Regions from separate parts of the Homo sapiens genome. Here region 2 is linked to region 1. The links are chromatin loops, found by intact Hi-C in ENCODE. Cell type or tissue: B cell. All regions are shown on one strand. Links, peaks and the distances in the headings refer to the core of each region. The heading gives the core; the rest is flanking DNA. Region 1 overlaps MYCBP2 (MYC binding protein 2). Region 2 overlaps MYCBP2 (MYC binding protein 2).

Region 1 (10,914 bases), core at 1,188-9,187:
TGAGTAAATGTAAAAAGTTAAAAAATTTCTGACAAGGGCTTCAATCGTCTCTGAGGCCAAACTCAAAGTTAACCAAGAAACTTAGAAAGTGCTTCCCAGGATGAGAGACTAAAATTAGCTCAAGTGTATGCGATGAACCATATGTATGCGAATTTCTTACGTATGAATTTCATACAATGAAATTCTAAAGGCTAAACTGTCACAATTAATCAATAATGTGTATATATTGGATGGGTTAATTCAGAATAGGTGTTAAAATAAATTTTTTAAAAAAAGCAAAGATTAGGAATTATAAAAGTAAAATAGAGAAAAGAAGTTCCTTGACAAGAACTTGGGAGCTAGGGCCACTGAATATATGCTGATTATTAAACATTCATTTGAATGATGTAAGATATTTCATATTAGGACATGATTTTCCAAACCAATCTACTGTCTGTTTTTTAGGAGGAAAAAACAGAAACATTCCCCAAATTCAGTCAAAACATTCAGTTAAGTTATAAGAAAGAGTAAGGCAGTGAAATGGAATAATGTTACTTTACAAAATGTAAAGGCACTTTCAAAGTGATTTTCTCAAACATAATATTTGAGACTTTGAAAACTTTGTGATAATGTACAACTAAGTACAACAAAGTGAATGCATTTAATGCCACTGAACTGTACACGTAAAAATGATTAGAATGGCAAATTTTATATTATGTATATTTTACTATAATTTCAAAAAACCTGTGATAGAGGTGAAATAAAAATTATTATTCCAATTTTAAGTATGTATTTCTCTAGGGTCGGTTGAGTGGGCAGAGCTGAAGTCTAAACCTCATTACCTTTCCCACACTATGTGTGCACTATGAGTAGGGCCTGACTTCAGCAATGTTACTCATCTTCCAGCAGTGAGAACTATCTTTGCTTTTCACGGGGCATGGTGGTGGGCTTGTGCAATGGGGCAGATGACGACCTGCTCTATGAGGAAAATGTATACTTTATATTCCTGTGGATGCTGGGTAAACTGGTGAGAGAGAAGTAACAAATCAGAGAAAGTAGGAGGTGGAGAGAAAGGCAAAAAAGAAAAACAATGCATTGGGGTTGCTAATCCAATCTGAAATTAGCTTCCACAAAGCCAAAATAGTTGAAAAAAGAAACTGTGTAAAAAACTTACACATGTGCTTTTTATCCAGTGTCAAAATATAATGTATTACCTCAGATCCCAGGGCTGACGCTGTCAGTTCACTGACAATGCTGGCCAGTAATCCACAGGTGTTAGAGACGAGGTGGGAGGAGAAGAGTTCATTTTCTCTCCTCAGGCTGTTCCTGACTGGTAGCACAACAATGACCAGCATTTTCTCCAGAACTTCACGGAAGCTTGTCATCCCTGAGATATTCTCTTCACTCTGCGATACATAAGAAAAAGTTCTAAGGTATTGTTTTATTTTCCTTCATAGGAGTACTCAATTTGAAAACCTTGTCTTTCTGATACTCTTAAAATTCAGACTTGAATCAGGGTCAATTTCTACAAATCTTTCTGGTTATATGTGGAGCCACTTTTCACTTAGAAGTTCTTTTTTGAATTATCTGTCTCTGCGTATCAAAGTACCATACATTTACGAAATGTTTTTATTAGCTTTGAGTCCTATTTTATTCTCTTATTTAACTTTCAATTTACAATTCTATATGACAGACAGAAAACTTCTTTCCATTTAAAAAGCTTTTTTGGCTGGGCGTGGTGTCAGCAATACCAGCACTTTGGGAGGCTGAGATGGGAGGATCACTTGAGGCCAGGAGTTTGAGACCAGCTTGGGCAACATAGTAAGACTTTGTCTCTACAAAATGTTTTTTTAAAAAGTTAGCTGGGTGTGGTGGTATGTGCCTACAGCCCCAGCTACTTGGGAGGCTGAGGTGGGAAGATCGTTTGAGTCCAGGAGGTTGAGGTTGCAGTAAACTGCGATGGCACAACTGCACTGTAGACTGGGTGACAGAATGAGCTAGTCTTAAAAAACAAAAATAAAAAGCTTTTTCTATAGGACAAGGTCTTAATCTGAGATAATAAATTCTAGTATATTTAGCTGTAATGCAACTGTAGTCTGTGTAAATCACTTTTTTAACAAAATTCTTTTTGTACACACATATGATTCCTATGTAGTTTTATAATTTCTACTGTATTTGTTTTCCTAAGTGGAGATAAGAAAATTCCAACCCCTACCGGTAGAAAAATTTCAAGAAGTCACAGAGTCTCAATAAAGGAAAAATACTTTATTTTTCAGAAAAAAGGGAAAAGATGATTAATTTAGCTGATTTCCAGCATGAAAATGATTTATGTGAATGTTTCCTATACCTATTATTTACAGTGCTTATTTTAATATACCAAAGTGTTATTAAGTAGATATTTTAAAAATCCTTTATTTTCTTATTGTTCTATCTTAGAAATCTAAAATATTATATTAGAATGTAAAGTATCTGCAACTTACCTTCAAATGGTTCAGGAAAAACAAATATGTAGGTATTCATTGTATAACTCTCAAATTTTTTTAAAGGTGTGTGATTAAACCGTTAGAGCAAAAAAACTTCATTTTATAGGTAAATATGAACATTTTTCAAAAATATTTAAAATAATCATTTTGTAAATATACTTAAAAATAGAGAAGAATAAGCACCAAGCTAAATACGCTTAGCTTGGTGTGTTTATAGTTTTATTGCCTCTGTATAAAAGAGGCAATAAATAAAACCATTTAGAGTTTTAGTGCCTCTGTATAAAAGATTTCAGAGACAGACCTACCTGGCTGAGTTTTTCCATATGTGCCACCAAAAGGGGAAAACGATGAACTAGTGTTGAGTCGTTCTCTGTACTAACTTGTTTAACAATTGATCGTAGTAATACTTCTCCATCATACGCAATCGGGAAGATGGAAGTCAGCTTAACAGACGTGTGACACAGAGCTGACATAACAGCTGCAAGGAGTCGGCTACTTGATGTCTTGAAGTTTGCTTCTTGGATATCCTTTTAAAAACAAAAATATGGCCCCCCAACCAAAAAATATAGCATCAGTATAATCTAAGTTTCTGAATACATAAAAGGTAAACCATCTTTTAAATTATACCAAAATTTTCTGTCACTCTGTCATTTAAATTGTCTTGTTATAGAATAATACTACATCTATATATTTAAAAAATTGTTTAAGTTTCTATTCAATGAAGATGAAAAATTAAGTCTGGTCAAGAAAAATCAGGCTCCTGTCCTCTAGTAAATGAGCATTTTTATATTTTCATATCCTCACAATCACAGTACTCTCTAGCACTGTTTCAAAGGGAGATGCCAAAAAGGCCCCAATTAGAATGTATCTAAGGTATTTTCAATAAGGACTGAGACTATTTTTCTCAAATAATAAATGATGCAAATTATAAATCTGTGCTATTACAAGCACATTTCACTAAGGTCACAAAATTATATTATCACATTCCATAATTTACCAAGAAAAATTAGTAGCATACTTACAAAATTTCATAAAAAAGCATTAAAGCCAACACATGATATCCTAATTCACAAAATTGTGTACACATTACCTAGTCCTTCAAACATCTGTGTTACAAAGTTAAGCATAAAAGCAGAGTAACATTCCATATGTTAAACCAACATTTGCTAAATCTAGCCTGTTCTGTAGCAAAGAAGAAAAGAACCATATCAGACTGGGAAGGTTCAGAGTGAGAGAGTAATTAAGTTGTGCACTAGTCCAGGCAATAATCTTGCCCCTGGAAATTGAGTGGTAAAACATACTACTCTGCTACATGGATGCAAAGTTGCCTGGGATGCATTAGTGATGACAATGATTTTTTTCACGAAGGAGGGCGGGGAGGCCTAGGACTTCCAGTGCACTGCTGAATATAAGTGGTGAGTGTAGATACCACGTGTCTTGTTTCCAAACTTAGGGGCATATTCAGATTTCACCAGTAAGTGGGATGTTGTTAGTGAAGATTTTTTTGTAAATATCTTTTTATCAGATTTAGGAGTTTCCTTATATCCTACTTTCCTGAGAGGTTTTCATCATTGAGTAACTGCTAGTTTCATCAACCACTGTTCCTGTAGCTATATGGAGGAAATCATCAATTTGCCTTCTTTTTTCAGTTAACATGGTAAATTACATCGATTTTCAATTATTTAACTAAGTATTTCTAAGATAAATCCCACTTGGTTATGATATATTGTTTACATGTTCAATTTGGTTTGATAATATTTTTAAGAGCATCTATGTTTCTGAGTGATATTCATCTGTAATTTTTCCTTGTAGTATCTTAGTTAGGTTTTGGTATAGGATAAAGCTAAACTCATAAAATTAGTTGGGAAGTGTTGCCTCCTGTATTTTCCAAAAGACTTTGTAAAAGGTTGACATTATTTCTTTCTTAAATGTTTAACAGAATTCATAAATGACAATATTTGGACTTGAAATTTTCTTTGTGGGAAAGTTTTTGATAATTTTTAAATGGATATGAGGCAATTCAGATTTTTCTATTTCTTAATGTGTTAGTTTTGATAAAATTATATTTTTCAAGGAATTTGTCAACTTCCTCTAAGGCTGAAAAATTCACCAGTATAAAGTTGTTTATAGTGATAGTCCCTATTTCTTTTTTTTTTTTTTTTTTTTTTTTTTTTTGAGATGGAGTATCATTCTGTCACCAGGCTGGAGTGCAGTGGCACAATCTTGCCTCAATGCAACCTTCACCTCCCGCCTTCAAGCAATTCTCGTGCCTCAGCCTCCCGAGTAGCTGAGATTACAGCTGTGCACCACCATGCCTGGCTAATTTTTGTATTTTTGGTAGAGACTGAGTTTTGCCATGTTAGGCTGGTCTCGAACTCCTGACCTCAAGTGATCCACCCACCTCAGCCTCCCAAAGTGCTGGGATTACAGGCATGAGCCACCGTGCCCGGTGAACCCCTATTTCACTTTTGATTATGGTATTTCATGTTTTTTCTTTCTCTCTTCTCTCCCAGTCAGGTTTGCTAGGAGTTTACCAACTTTTTTTCTTCAAAAAACCAACTTTTAGCTGTGTTAATTTTCTCTACTTTCTATTTCATTGATTTCTGCTCTTATCTTTATTATTTCCTTCCTTCCTTCTAACTTTGGGTTAGATTTGCTTTTCCTTCTAGATTCTTAACATAGCAGCTTAGGTCACTGATTTTAAACCTTTCTTCTTCATATAAGCATTTAAGGGTATAAAGAGCTCTTTTAAGCAATGCTTTAGCTAAATCCCACAAATTCTGATATTATGTTTTTATCTTTCTATGTGAAACATTTTAAAATTTCCTTTATAACTTCTTCTTTGATCAACTGCTTACTTAGAAGTGCTGTCATTTTCCAAATGTTTGGTGCTTTTTCTGGATATCCTTTGCTATTGATTTTTACTGTAATTCTACTGTGGTCTGAAAATATATTCTTTCACATTTTAATCTTTTGAAATTTATTAAGACATTTTATGGTCTAGCATATGATCTACCTTAGTGAATGGTCCCAAATATTTCTTTTAAAAATCATGTGTACTTGAAAAGAATATGTATTTTGCAGTTTCATATCCTGTTTTGTAAATGTCAGATCAAGATGGTTGACAGTACTGTTCAAATCTGCATCGCTGATGTTTTTGGCCTAGTTCCTCTATTAATTACTGAAAGAGGAGTGTTAAAGTCCCCAGCTGTCAATGTGAATCTATTTCTCCCTGTAGTTCTGTCAGTGTTTTGCCTCAGGTGTTGTGAAACTCTGTGACTTGGTGCATAAAGGTTTACAAAGGTTGTGGCTTCCTCATGAATGAATGAACAATGCTAGTATGACTGTTCTCTCAGCTCTCTCTCCTTCCTGTTCTCACAGATGAGGGTGGCGGGGGCCTCCTGGTGCTATCCCTGCTCTCCCCTGGTCACTATGGTTCTTTTCCTCTCTCCCTCTCTCAGAATCACTCACTCCAATTCAAAAACCAATCAGCAACTGCACAATGTGCCTACCAATTTTGTAACTAAAAGATGATGAAGCAGATTTAAAAAATTTTAAACTTTGCTTATATAAGTCATGTACACCGAATGATTTCCTAATTTATCTTTTATACAAGTTAAGAAGATATGGCAACTGCAATTTATTTTCTTGAAGAGTATTAAGCAATATATCAGATTTTCAACTAACATTTTACAAACTTAAATTACCTGATCCAAACAATTCAGCAGATCACAAAGGCAAGCCCACTGTAAGGCAGGAGTTGGGTAGAAAGAATGAAAGCAGGCAGTGAAAGTATTATGACATTCCTGAAGGACAGCTTCTAGAAGACTCAAGGGTTGACTGAGATATCCTTGAGGATCATTATCCAATTTCACCATGCAGTGATCAACTCCTTCTGATAAAATTTTTCTTAACAAAGTTCTGGTTTTTCCAATACACTCTGCTAATTTGCTAGTTTCTTCTACAACTGCTTTTCCTGTAGCTTTGAGGGGGAAAAAGCAGATTGGTAATTAAGCAAAATATTAAATATGCATGAAAACAATCAATATAATTCAGTAATTCCCTATACAGCTAAGTATCACAAGTACTAATATCTTAGAAATGAAACAACTTAGAGATTAAGTGTAGTCCCAATTTTTAATCTAAATGGAAGGGGGAATAAAAACCTAGTTTCAGCATTTAAGTCCAAATTGCTTGTTCAAAATATTTCTATTTGACAGAATTTGTTTAAAATTAAACTTTATTAGATTATTTAACTTTGGCCCACTATTACTTTTTGTATCAGAATGACATGTAATCTATTTTACTCTTTATAAGCAAATACATAAGCATCATAGCAAGCTGACTTTCTCCCCTCATTTTAGAAGCAGCTTAAATGCAGCTGGGGGGCATAAACTCTCAGTTATCTCAAAGTAAATCTTCTCAATGTCTCTAATATTTTCTCCCTATAGTCATTTAAAAAAAATGCATCATACCTGACACTGGGTAAATTTCACAGGTATAGACACGCAATAACCTCAGACAACAGGTACCCACAAAGCGCAGTCTCTCTAAATCTAGGAGTGTAGCTGTGAACTGGAATCCTTTTAATCCTCTAAGTTCTTCAACTCCTAAGACTAAGGTGGTCCAGCTCCAGTGAAGAATACTCAACAATGACTCAAAACATTCCTAATCCAGAATATGAAAAAACAGACAACAATTAATTCAAATGATACCATAAACGGAATCAAATGGAAAGGCAATGGTAGACAACTTCAAAACTTTCTTTTGAATTTTTTTACTGAGTTTTTTAATTGAATTTTTTTTACTGAGCCCAAGACACTTTTATAGTTCATTTATTAAATTACCCTCAACAGTAACTTTGAAGTTTGTTACAAAAAAGGTAAAGTAGTTAAGCATTTCTAAAAACAACATTCTTCAATATTTACCTATTTAAAAATAAATTTTTCAGTGTTCCTGCTACCCAGCTATCTAGCTTATCATATAAACAAGGGAAAAATGAGAAGCACTTATAAAACAATGCATGTTTACTTGAAAGAAAAATAAAGCTTTTTACAGTCACTGTAGTAAAAAATAAAATAGAGTTTTAGTGTTAGATATCAGTAACAGTATCAAATAACTTATTTTATGTCTATATATTAAAATTTGCAATACAAACTACAGTCAATTTTTGATAAATACATTAATAGAAGATAAAAATTGACTAGAAAATACTAAAAAATTCCTATTTTGATTATTTAAAATTCTAGCATATGAGTTTAAGATGGTAGATTTTCTTTGCAGTTCTAGTCTTCTGGTTTTATCATGGTTAAATGACAACAGATACCACCTGAATCTCAAAGCAGAGCACTTACTGCCCCATTCCCACCAAATCCCAGAGCTCCTGAAAACGAGTTTATAGATTCAATTTTTTTTTTTTTTTTTTTTTGAGATAGAGTCTTCCTCTATCACCCAGACTGGAATGCAATGGTGTGATCACGGGTCACTGCAACCTCAACCTCCTGGACTCAAGCTATCCTCTCACCACCCCCTCAGCCTCCCAAGCAGCTGGGACTACAAGTGCGCACCACCATACCCAGCTAATTTTTAAGTTTTTTTAGATGGGGGTTTCACTATATTGCCCTGGCTGGTCTTGAACTCCTGAGCTCAAGCAATCCTCCTGCCTCGGCCTCCAAAAGTGCTGGGATTATAGGCGTGAGCCAATGTGCTAAGCCCTATAGTTTACCTTTTAAAGAAATGACTGAATAAGTTTTGTATATAAAGTCTACAATTACCTAATGGCCACAAAACCACTTAAACATAAATACAAAGGGGTTACCAAGCACAGAAAAGTGAGATCACTAAAGAAAGCATAACAGAGTCAAAGATCCTTATTTGAATCAAAAGATACCAAACTCAACTTAAGACTAATAGGATGCAAAGTTACCAAGAAGCCAAAGTTCTCATAGTCTTTTATTCAAAGCACAAGCTCTACAAACTGCCATGGCTCTTTTGGAAGGTCAACTTTGAGAGGATATACCAAACTTTAAATGGGCATATTTCCAGTAGAAGTATGCACATAAGTACACAAGTATTTAAAGATGTATGTGTATAGATGCTCATGAAGCAAGATGAAATAACAAAAAATGAGAATCAAAGTGGTTCTTTGATAGATATCAGATTGAATAAATTAGAATAATGGTACGCAAACGGAGAAGACTGACAGAGCCAAATGTACTGCCAGGGAAGGATGTCCATGATATATAATACGAAATTTTCTAAAAAAGATGAAAACTGTAAGTATCGTAAGAAACAAGCAAGCATGTTGTAGAGCATCCTGTATTTGATACGTACTAATAAGTTTTTTTGCATATAAAAATGGTCTGGGAAGGCCGGGTGCGGTGGCTCACACCTGTAATCCCAGCACTTTGGGAGGCCGAGGCGGGTGGGTCATGAGGTCAGGGGTTCGAGACCAGCCTGTTCGAGGTCAGGGGTTCGAGACCACCACCAACATGGTGAAACCCCCTCTCTACTAAAAATACAAAAATTAGCTGGGCGTGGTGGCAGGCGCCTGTAATCCCAGCTACTCAGGAGGCTGAGGCAGGAGAATTGCTTGAACTCAGGACGCGGAGGTTGCAGTGAGCCAAGATCGTGCCACTGCACTCCAGCCTGGGCGACAGAGCGAGACTCTGCCTCACCAAAAAAAAAAAAAAAAAAAGGTCTGGGAAGATACACACCAAAATGTAAATAGTAGGTATATATGGTGATCATGAGAATGGGAGAAAAATCTTTCATATACTTTTAGGATACTTTTATCTCATTCCTACCAGGAATATATATTCACTTGGTGGGTTGAAAAATAAATTTAAAAGGGAAAGAAACATTCTTCCTATGCATTTTACTAATATGAAAGACTACTAGCTATATTAATAAATCACATTCAGATGGTGCCTTACAGTTCCAAAAACATCTTACACCCCTTATCTCATTAGAAATTCAAAATGCTATGATGTAATTTACTTAGGTAACATACGTAAGAATCCTCAATTAATACATGAGAGATCAAGACCTTAATTTATACTTTCATTTATTTACATCATGTTGACTTTCCATTCTGCACTGTTAACCTCAATGGCACTGTGCTTCTTCATGTGTACAATGGGGATGGCAAGTGGTTCAACAAACTTCCTAGTTAGATATGCAACTCTTCCACCTAGTTCCTCAAGTAGTAATCACGCTTTTTTGGGCCAGCACCATCCTTAACTTTTCCTTCATTTTCTAATTCATTCAGCATATGCATTCATATATGATTTACTAGAAAAGCAAATCGTTATTTGTTTCAAAAACAGCAAGGCCAATTCATCTGGTCATGTTAAAATCATAGGCCAACACCTCCATTTTTCTATGATTTAAAGTATACTTTATCTGTGGTCTAGAATATAAATGTGAATACAAAACCAAATCTGAGTTTATAAATCTAGGCTAAGATAAACTTACAAGAGCAGCTAAACTCTAAACATCAAAATGTATCTGAGGACTGAAGAGAAAAGCTGAAATTTTTTAAAACATGGCTTACCACTGAGACAGTTCTTGCAAAAGACCTCTTTAAAATGTGTACAGGTTCACTGGTTTGCTGTTTGCCTTTTGAAGCACTGCCATCACTGGTTGGAAGTCTAAAGGCAGTAGACACATATAAAATTATGTTAGAAAGTCCAATGTCATTTTTTCTTTTTAAAGTATATTATACATTTTTGAATGGGAAAATAAATTATATATTTAAATTTTTTTGCCAGGTAATGCCAATACAGGGCTTTTTTGAAACATTTTTCCAAGCTAAACAAAGTTTTTAGCATATGGGCACTTCCTTTAAATCCTACCTTCGCAAGACCGAGTAGTAGAGGCTTTTTCCTCTTCTTAGAGAACATATATAATGTATATAACATATAACTTATATTCTCTAGTAATGCTACTATTAATGCTGTTATTTAAAAGTTATTCAACCAGTGAGTACCTGGGAGTAGTCCAATGCAACACGTTATGTTTGTAGAGCTACATATTACAAACAGTAACTATAACAGATTGCACGGTGCATAAAAACCAAACAAACGAAAAAACCTTTTGGGGAAAAATAATGTTTGTAACCACAAAGTGATTACCAGAAAGAAAGATAGGGAGATAGAATCACAGTTCTAGACCATTTCCTTTGATTTTTTACTGCTTAACGAATGACAACATTTTTCAGTAACGGTTTATATCCATTTGAATTCTTTATTCTAAAAGTATTGCAGTAGTCTAGAAATAAATAAGGTAAACACAGGCATATGCCTTTATACATGCTTAAATTATTGTAAGTTAAAATTTTTCAATAATGTTAAAAATATAGTAAATATTATATGAGCAAGTTATTATTTGGTATTTTAGCTAAAGGTGAAAATTTACCAACAGTAGGGAATTTTCCAACTCATTTTATCAG
Region 2 (10,914 bases), core at 1,287-9,286, 50 kb before region 1:
AAAGTGTTGGCAGCAGAAAAAATAAAAGAGCCATAAGGCCAGGACACTGTCACCTAAATAAGTTAGTTGTGAAAACACTAATCTTAGATATAGTCATTGGAAAAGCTACTCATAAAACTAAATATAGCAAATTTGAAGTCATGTGGAAGTATCACTTAAACTAATAATACATTCTTTTTGGCAGGAGTGAGAAAACTCAATTGCAGCACTTCATATAGATCTTTTTTTGGTTAAAAGGTTTTATTAATCTTAAGCAAAGGTTTTAAAGACACAAAATTTGTTATACATGCTGAAATACCTGAATAAAATATTATTGTTCCTTACAGTTAACTCACCTGGGGGAAAAAAGCTTTGGAAGTCCATGAAAATACGTCCAAATCCCTGACTCCTTGGCTAGCATTAAAGATATTCTGAGCAACAAAGTTTAAGAAAGAAAAATATCAACAAAGAAAGGGAACAGGATATCATCTGCAGAAGATGCGTGCACAGTAACAACATTTTTCTGTACTCTAGCACCAACATGGAAATATTATTTTACTAAAGAGAAACTGAAGCCATCTGAGTAAACAACACACCGAAGAAATTCTGTCTGATAAGTAAGTTTTTGTCAGAAGCTCTCCATGGATATAGTGTGTCATGCCATTTACTAAAATTAAGAGCCAGACGTTGTTATAAAGCTTAAGATACTCAATGCAAGAAAGAAACCTTAAAATTCTTTAAATGAGGATGTATTTGTTCTAATACAAGCCAGATTTGTTTTATGACAGAAACCAGTCTGCTGTTTTATAATAAAAATGGAAATGATATCGATTGTATAGAAAATGCAATTATCATTATGAATAATAATGGCATGTAGTTTACGTGAACTTATCACTTTTTGAAGTACAAAAATAAAAATAAAAACTAAAAAAGTAAAAAATAAAAAGTCTGAGTCATTTTTTTCAATTTTCCTTCCCTTTATAAGTAGGAAAAAATTCATTTGGAAATGTTTCTGAATGCTACTAACAAATTTGATAAGAAAAACATAATACATACAATCAATTTTTTATCAAAAGATAAAAATGTAATCAATTTTATCAAAAGACAGGCCTACTTTTCTCTATCTCAAAGTTTAGGAAATGCAGAGCATTTAGGATCTCTAAGTTTAAGTCTAAAAATGTTTTGTTAAGGAACAATTAATTCACAGAAACGTTATCCTAGAAAAATTAACATCTTCACAAAATGTTTTACTGATAATTTAAATGATATACATTTTCGTAGTTATCTCATGCTATCAATCTATATTTATCTGATTTGAAATTAAAATCTTTCTAGTGAGTAGCAATTGCACAATTTTATTGCTTATGTAAATATTATGATAAACGGTTATTTTGAACCAAAAAAGAGGACATTCAAAATATTAATAAAAAAGATCAACTAAGACTTCAACAAAAAAGAAACATCAAAATTCCTTATCAATTATAAGTCATTTTAGATAATGAAACTTTTCTCATTATCTCATTTTAGATAATGAAACTTTTCTCATTATCTCATTTTAGATAATGAGACTTTATTTACTGTTTTCTAGTTCTATATTTTCCATATCCATATATATATATGGATATATACATATATATGTACAGATGAATGTGGGTACACACCCATCTACATAAATATATACTAATTCATAAATATAAGACATATAAAACTCTAAACAAAGTGTCTAATAATATGCCTACAAATAAATGTAAACCAAAACCAAAGCCAACTGCCCCCTAATTAAAAGTGGATAGGGAATACGTCCTTTCTCTTTAGGTAAAGTGAAAAACATATTGCAGAGCATTTTGAAGTGCTATGTTTTAGGGGAAAAATGTCTATACTGGTTCATCCACGTATATAAGAATTTGTAGAGTACTTGGTCAATGGGTTTTTCTCCCTTACAAAGCATAGTGGGACAGACTTTTTGACATAAAACAATATCACTTTTTTTTAGCGTATTCTATTTTTTAGCATAAATTATTCTAGTATTAAAGTAACATGAAAGGCAATTGTTAAAAGTAATGCAGGTAAAGTTAGTGATAAAGAAGCAATGTGATGACTGGTTGACAATATTTAAAGCTTATGTCTCTCTTTTAAGTCAATGTGCAAACATAAGTGCTTTCTCAGTCAACAACATGTACAATGATATTTTAAAATGATGTTAACTGCTAACTGTGGTAATAAATTGCCAATAAAATCAATTCTGTATATGCTTCCATGTAAATTGAAACTTTATACTTTTTTGCTTTTGTTCTGCAGTTGTAGAAAATTCTTAATTCACACTGGTTTACCCTAAGATTATTTTCAAAATGCAATGTCCTAATAAAACTGCATTTATCAAGAAGCAGAAATTTGACTAACAGAAAGCTGGAGTTTAAAAATAAAATATACTTGAATAGCTGGGTGAGTAGTGCATGCCTATACTCGTAGCTATTCAGAAGGCTGAGACAGGAGGATTGCTTGAATCCAGGAGTTCGAGACCAGCCTGGATAAGACAGAGAGACCTCGTCTCTACAAAATAATTTAAAAATATAGCTCGGCATGGTAGTACATGCCTGTAGTCACAGCTACGTGGGAAGCTGAGAAGGCAGGACTCCTTGAGCCCAGAAGTTCAAGTCCAGCTTGGGCAACAACAAGACTTCATCTCAAACACACACACACACACACACACACAAACAAACACACACACACACACACACACACTTGAATAGTGTTCTTTGGAAATTTAGAAATGTTTTAGTCTAAAGATATGAACATTCAGGAAAATGTTAATTTTTCCAAAGCCCCAATTTCTCACTATTAAAATATGTTAGCTTTCATATAGTATAATTTCACAGATTATTATAAGCACAGCTTGTGTGTGCATGTGTATATACGAACACACATATATATAAAATAACATTTCATTCTCAAATACTATTTTAAAGGCAGAAAAGTTCTGTCAAGAAAATTAGAAAATTAAAGCATACTGGGAATCTAACTAAATTAATGAACACCAAATTGCAACTCTAAGCTGATAATCTTTCATGGCGTAGAAAAGAGACCAACAAGTGAATAATTATCACAGTGAAAATAAGTGACCAACCATGCCAAATGCTCATGCAAATAAAAGAAAAAAATCTTTCCTTGTGTTAGATAAGCACAAAGCTAAGAATTGCCATTGTTAAAGCAAAATGATGAAATGACTCAGGAAAATTAAGAATAGCGTATATATATTATTACAATCTTAATTTAACTGTTTTAATCTCATTCTGTTTACGAAACTTTAACACTAAGCTAAAGAATGAAATAAAGCTGTTCTTAACCATATAAGAACAGCACATTTACTAATGTTGTATTAAGTTAATATTATTGAGATTAAAACACGGGTTATGTATACACATACACACAAAGCTATTAACAAAATCAGGAAATCTGGGGTATGTTAAAGCTGTGACTGCTAAGTGTTATTAGGCAAAAAGGAATGAAATTGGATTTAATGTTATTAGGTAAAAAGGAATGAAATTGGATTTAAAATGCAAGAAACATTTGCCAATTTTATCAATTAACCCAGGTGAAGCTATACAAACAAGATTAACAAATGATACTTTCTCTTCAACTCTACTTCAAATCTTTCAGGTTCCAAAATTTGGAAAATCAGTATACTTTCTATATGTGAACACCCATCAGCCTAAAATAAGAAGTAATCTGTATAAATGCATGGAGATATACAGAAACTCAATTCTGTAAGAATTCAGATTATATGGGAACTATAAAGATACCTCAGAATACTTCCATTTGTCTATCATCTACTTCCCTTGATATAAACTTTCTCTTCCACTCAACCCCCCTCACAATGTTAAAAGATCTCATTTTTGACAGAGTACCCAAAGAATTGGGTGTGTAAGTTTGAAACCATTAACATCTCCTATCATAGAAGTACACTTGTTTTCCAAAAAATTAAGCTTGTGATTCCAGAGTCTAATGTCTTCCTTGGTAGGTGCATAATAAATTCTCTCTTCATCTTTTTACTTGCATTGTCCCTGATATTTGAAACATTCTACTAGCTCACATTTTGCAGATTCCACATCTTCAGAATTTTAATTTAAAATCAATCAATGTTCCCCAGGTATGCAATCAAAGAATAACTCATGTCATCTTCAATACATATGGTATTCATCCTCATTCAACCATTAAGGTTATAAGTATTTATCTTTCTGTAGTTTGGCAGTTCTAGTCAAAGTAACAGGATTATTACAGCTATAGTTGCTTCATCCTTTTATAACTATATTTATCCTTATCTCTCCACTAGATTAATGCATACGGAACATAAATGCATGGGCTTTGGAATCATATCAACTGGTGTTCCAATACCAGCTCCACTACTTTCTACTTGTGATCCTGGGTGAGTGGCTATCTTTACTCATTGCAAAAATGAGAATTATAATATGCTTAACATCACAGGGTCACAATGAGGATTAAATGAGATAATTAAGGCAAGGAGCATATATATGTTAGAAATTATTTTAAACAGAATGATCATATCAAATGCAAAGAACTAAAATTAAGCATCCACAAATGTGTAAAGCATCAACAAACTGTGAAAACCTACTATGAGCAAAGTGTAATTTTTAATGCTTAGGAAGAAACAAATGTGAGTGAGAAGGGATCCTGAATGAGTCCTTATCCTTAAGTAGCTTAAAAACAGAAATAAGAGGTACATAAACACAAATGGGCTGAAGGCAAGAAAAACAAATATTATGGGTAGCTGGAGAAAGAAGTAAGCCTTCTCTACTTCTACAGATTAAGTGCTGCCTGAGAAGGAAGAGAGAAAGCTATTCTCCCCAGTACATATCTGTTTTCCACCCTCAATTCTCTGCTTTACCTATATCAACTATTCATTAGTTCACATACATAGCATGTCCCCATAACTCTGAACATTTGATTCTCTGTCTAGAAATTCCTTTACTGTTTCCTGGCAACTTTTCTTCAAGTCCTCCTCAAATGTCACTTAAGTGAAGCCATTCCACAACTTATCACAATGCAATTTAATTATGTGAATATGGTATGTCTACCACATTACATGGTGAGTACTCCAAGGATCAGAACTTCACCCCATGTTATTTACTCTGTATCCCTCCCCTCTGCATCTCCACCCAATGCCTACTTTCCAGCTTAGTATTTATTACTAACAAGAATGCAAATAAGAATTCTACGAATAAGAACTCAAATATTTACTAAATGAGCAATTAATGAATTAATGACTATAGCAAAAATGGAAAATAAAGAGAAGATCACCAACCAATTTTTGAGTCTGGACAACTTAAGATTAGAAAAAAATGGAAGTGAAACCATTCTAGATAAATTAGACAACAAAACAAAGACTCTTAAGACATAAAACTGGAAAGCATGTTCTCAGCCGGGTGCAGTGGCTCACGTCTTTAATCCCAGTCTGTAATCCCAGCACTGTGGGAAGCCAAGGTAGGTGGATCACTTGAGGCCAGGAGTTCGAGAGCAGCCTGGCCAACATGGTAAAACCCTGCCCGTCTCTACTAAAAATACAAAAATTAGCTGGGTGTGGTGGTGTATGCCTGTAATACCAGCTACTTGGGAGGCTGAGACATAAGAATCGCTTGAACCTGGGAGGTGGAGGTTGCAGTGAGCCAAGATCGTGCCACTGAACTCCAGCTTGGGTGGCAGGGCAAGGTGCTGTAAAAACAAACAAACAAACAAAAAACAAAACAAAAAACAACAACAAAAATAACAAAAAAAAAAAGGAAAAGTGTTCTAAAAAGGGCAAAAAGTTCTACATAATTGATAATGAATGCCTCACAGAGGATCTGAACCCTTCATCTATTTAGCTCTATCTTTCCCATTGACTTAAAAATTATTTTGGAAACGATACAGTCATAATATGAATGTCTAATGTTATTTTGTCTCTCAACTAGAGCATTACTAAAAACAGTTAAAGTCACTTTGAACTAAATTAGGATATGAATATTTTTCAGTCAAATATGGTGTTTAAATAGAAAGACTGATAGATCCAAATTGAGCTAAAGTTCATACTTAACGATGAATACACGAATTCTAAAACATGAGTAAACAAGACAGCATGACAAGATCACTTTAAGGATTATCTAAAATGGGTAATTATAGTAATCTTATTTTTAAAAATAATTCATCCAACATTCAGTCAGTGTTCAAACTTCCAATCTCTGCCCCCATTCCTCTCTCTATAGTTTGTTTGAGTTGGGATCCAAATAACGTGCACACATTGATGTCAATACAAAATTGTTTTAACTAGAAAAGGTTGAAGAGATAGACACAAACAGTGCTGAAGGCAACTTTTCAGTACTTTCACTTCTTTTTAAGTTAGCAGCATTGGTGTTTGAATACTTCTAATTTGATTTCATATCTCCCAGCTTTCATTTTTTTATTGAGTCATGTTTTACAATTAACAGCCATGATTAAAGTTCATTTACTTTAAACGAACTGAAGTAAGAAGGGAGAAAGATAGTTTTTCCAGCAGTAAATGTATAAGACATACAAAAGAAGAGGCAGCAAGATGCAACTATTTAGGTGTGTTATTTCCTTGAGAAGATGAGAGGGAATCATTATTCTATGTCCTACCATGTTTAGCCCTGCACAGTCAGATACTCATAAAAAAAATGTACTGACTGCGTAAGGGGTCTGCCCTAGTCCCTACAGAAAATCATACCTGTCCCTGCCTATGCCAGGCCTCTGACTCTGTATGAGTCCTCAGTTAATACCTGTACTGAAGTAACTTTATCCCAGATCTGTTTAGAGCCCTATGCCAATTAATTTTGCCATACTGTACCCCATCTGTCATCTTTGATCACCACCCAAAACATAAATCCTTATGTCATCTACCTGTTCTTTCATTTTTATACCAAACTGCTCTGTTTCTTCCTGATCCAAACTATTCCCATCCCCCCATGACTTTAAATTGTGTCTTATGGACCCCTTCCTCCAATGGTAAACACATTGTTTTTATCTTTTTTTTCTTTTTTTTTTTTGAGACGGAGTCTCACTCTGTCACCCAGGCTGGAGTGCAGTGGTGTGATCTCAGCTCACTGCAACCTCTGCCTCCTGGGTTCAAGCAATTCTCTGCCTCAGCCTCCTGAGTAGCTGGGACTATAGGCGTCCACCACCACGCCTGGCTAATTTTTGTATTTTTAGTAGAGACAGGATTTCACCATCTTGAACTGCTAACCTTGTGATCCACCCGTCTTGGCCTCCCAAAGTGCTGGCATAATAGGCGTGAGCCACCGTGCCCAGCCTGTTTTTATCTTTAACTTTGTGAGTCACATCATCTGTGTGTCTTCAAGTCCATGCAGATGATCTTCCACCTGCCTAACTTCTTAGTTCCTAGACTTAGGCACTTGTAGTGACTTCCACGTGCACTGCACTTCAGCCACCCTCCCATGGCAATGTAATAGAGTATCTCATTTGTTAAAGTGCCCTACCTATGATATCAAATACAAATATTCTACTTTATTGCCTGCATTTTTCCAACTCTTTAACTATAGTGCATTCACTATATTGTTCTAGGATTTTATTAAATCTTCTAAATCCCTTGGACCTTCCATTTGTCCTTTCACATTTCTAACTTAGGTCTGAGTCCACATTCCCAGAACTGATAATCTTAATTGCTATTTCTGTCACAGCAGCTCAGCAACTAGTACTATAATTTGCTTTCTTGGCTCTTTCTTGGCTCTTTTAATTCCAGACACTTAGGGCAATAAAGGACTAGGCAGGGGATTCCAGTTGGGTCTATACAGTGGTCTCATTGAGTCTTTAGTGGCCCAGTAATCCTTCAAACAATATTTCAAATATTCATTGCATTTCTCAACCCCCTAACTTAACTCATTCTTTTGATTCTGAACTGATCGTTTTCCTATCTTCTATTTTAAGGGAACTTGTAGTCTCCCTCAACCTCTTCCCTTCGTCCCTCCCTCCTCTAAAACATAACTACTGCCATGCATATTCCCCTCTCTTTTACAGAAGCAAGCTCTCTAAGGTGCCCTTAATTCCATTTCCTCCTCCTGTTTCTCAGTCTTCAGTCTTGTCATCTATATCTTTAATTTCTCCCTTTTTCTACTAGTATCTTTCTTTTAACTTATAAAACTCTCAAGTCACTACTACTCTTAAAATGAAGAAACCAAAAAAACCCTAGCTTCCTAACAATACCAGACACTCTTGAGCTGTTTACATTAACAACCTCCGCACTCACATTCCAGTGAAAACCACCCACAAGTATCTGTATGCCTCACTCCACTCCTTACCGCTCCTCTAACCTTTGTTACTCCCTTCTTTCCCTGACCTTAAGGAGACTGTCTACTACAGATTGTCTCTTGGATGGGGTTCAAAAGCATCAAGTAACAGAACACAATGCTTTAAAATAAAATCGTGGGATTCAGAATTGTGACAGATGGTACTTCTTGCTCTTCCTTTCTACTTTTGTTTATTGACTTGCTTTATCTGTGTGAGTATCTTTCTCTCCCAAAAGCAGCTCCTCAAATGAGCAAAGAAATCAGAGAAAATTTGGACTAGGAAGGTAGAAAAGATAATATAATCTGGAATAACATTTTATTAGGGACTTAAGAAAATTTTCTTAAATAAAACACACAATGGCCAGGTGTGGTAGCTCATGCCTGTAATATGAGCACTTTGTGAGGCCAAGGTAAGATGATCGCTTGAGCTCAGGAGTTTGAGACCAGCCTGGGCAACATAGTGAGACCCCATCTCTATATTTTTGTGTTTTTTTTGAGACAGAGATTCGCTCTGTCTCCCAGGCTGGAGTGCAGTGGCGTGATCTTGAATCACTGCAACCTCCACCTCCTGAGTTCCAGCGATTCTCCCGCTTCAGCCTCCAGAGTAGCTAGGATTACAGGTGCCCGCCACCACACCTGGCTAATTTTTTGCATTTTTAGTAGAGACGGGGTTTCACCATGTTGGCCAGGCTGGTCTCCTGACCTCAGGTGATCCACTGGCCTTGGCTTCCAAAAGTGCTGGGATTACAGGCGTGAGCCACCTCGCCTGGCTCTCCCATCTGTATAAAAAACAAAAACCAACTCCCCCTTGCCCAACAAAAAAGTCTATATTGGAAAAAAAAACTGTACAAAAGTGGTTGCTATAATTATCTCTTTAAAATACACTTTCATAGAGGGTCAAAATCCTTTTTATTTTTAACTGCAGGTATAAATCTGAGGAAAATTTAATAAGACGTAATTGATGTAATTTTTTAATTTAAAATTTAGTATTTTACTTATAGATGTATCATTGTTCAACTTAACCTCCGTAAAGCAGTAAGCCAACACTCTAAATCTTCTTGATCACATATCTTCCTTCTCTTTCTTGCTCTCTGTCTATATACAGTCTCCACTGTGCTATTATAAAACATACACAAAAGCATATAAAAAAGAATGAGATCAATAAATAGAAATAGAAATTCCAATGTTTTCTTCACCAAAGAATTGTCTTGTATTATATAAACTACTGCTTTGGAGAACATTATTATGGACAATCAAGGAGAAAGTCAAATGGAATATACTGAATGGTTTGATACAATAAGCTAACTTTATAAACGGATTTTTAAGAAATTCAACTGTTTAAAATACTAAGTTTTTAAATAAAATTTTACCCGTGCTATTTATTAGCTCTATCCTAAAGAGCACACACATTTGATGGTAATGAAAAAAGGAAAAATCATTCTTTCCTGGTTAATATATAAAACGAAGTGTGGGTTATTATTATACTTCATGAAGTAGCAATCTTGTGAACACTGGCTCTATTCTACTATACTCAACAAGGAGGTACAATGAATTCTCTCAAAGACTAGGATTTAACTTCAACTAGAATACAACGGAGCACCACAAATCTAAATAATAGTATTATAAGCCGAGAAGGAAGAGAGTCAAAATTAGACAGAACACACAGAACTATCTGCAAAATGTGAACATAACATACATTTATACATGTTTTTGAATGTATAATTCTGAGTTCATAAACTTTAGTTTGGAATTCATTCCACACAGCTGTATAAATAAGAAAGAAAAAAATGTAACCACTCTCATTTTCTACCTCTTTGAAAGGAATTCAGTAGTTTTAATTAAGTAGCAATTAATTAAATTTACTACTTCCTGCCTATCTGTGATGGATCATAATCTGCACTAAGGGCCTTAACCTTGCCAAACTTCACTTTCATTACACAGAAGCCCTTAAGAATTCAAGAAATTGTAAAGTAAAGGTTACTTAGTTGTGGGTTACCTCAGAACTGAAAAGCCTTAATTAAAGAAAGCTCTGTAAAACAAACAGCGTGTATCTATAATGCTTTTTAAAACCACCTTTTACTTACGTCAACAGGGACCAGAAGACTCTTGCCAAGATGTTGATTAAAAGAGAGGCACCAGGCTTCAGTGTAACCATTCATGTTAGGGACATACTTCTTTATTGTCTCATCATTCAGCCTCAGCCACACACCATCATCATTATGGATCTATAGAAAAAAGCAACAGAAACAAGCCAGGCCTTCCTGTAAGTCCTATGAGGCTAGCAAGGTCTGAAAGTCTGCAAAGCAGAAAAATGATGGTGCATGTGCAGATTAAGCATCTAGTTTTTGCAGAAAGTAAGTCTGAGAGACCCTCCAGGGAAAAAAAAAGCAGCAAAGAGTGCCAACACAATATGGTAATTCATGTGGCAAGACTGTAAAAACAATTTCACTTAGGAATAAAAACACAAGGAAACCACACTTTAAGATACATAAACAGTAAAATCAGATGTTTCCCAAAGGAATATGAGTCTTCCTTCCCTTATATTTATATTTTAAGAAACAGAAGTTACTTGGTTATATTACCAGAAAAATATACTGTCCAAAGTTAAAGCAGTAAGAAACAC

Evidence for each region. Peaks named below come from ENCODE experiments on the same cell type or tissue, not always from the same donor. Only the 100,000 strongest peaks of a DNase experiment are listed, where the experiment ranks them.
Region 2: it touches region 1 in a loop (1.8-fold over the local background); 5 of 110 quality-filtered maps call a loop at or near these places.

What each region holds. Positions count from the first base shown.
Region 1 is chr13:77,178,934-77,189,847 of GRCh38, forward strand. MYCBP2 (MYC binding protein 2) reads right to left here. Exons shown (of 83, transcript NM_015057.5): 30 at 10,018-10,114; 31 at 6,938-7,130; 32 at 6,170-6,444; 33 at 2,768-2,989; 34 at 1,194-1,385. Among named protein-coding and RNA genes, the nearest start is that of MYCBP2-AS2, 100 kb to the left of the region's middle. RefSeq lists an enhancer at 5,853-5,902. In B cell, for the core only: no CTCF peak of the experiment used is centred there; a DNase peak (open chromatin) is centred at 5,678; H3K27ac peaks cover 3,113 bases.
Region 2 is chr13:77,128,821-77,139,734 of GRCh38, forward strand. It overlaps MYCBP2 (MYC binding protein 2), which reads right to left. Exons shown (of 83, transcript NM_015057.5): 52 at 10,376-10,516. Among named protein-coding and RNA genes, the nearest start is that of MYCBP2-AS2, 53 kb to the left of the region's middle. In B cell, for the core only: no CTCF peak of the experiment used is centred there; no DNase peak of the experiment used is centred there; H3K27ac peaks cover 330 bases.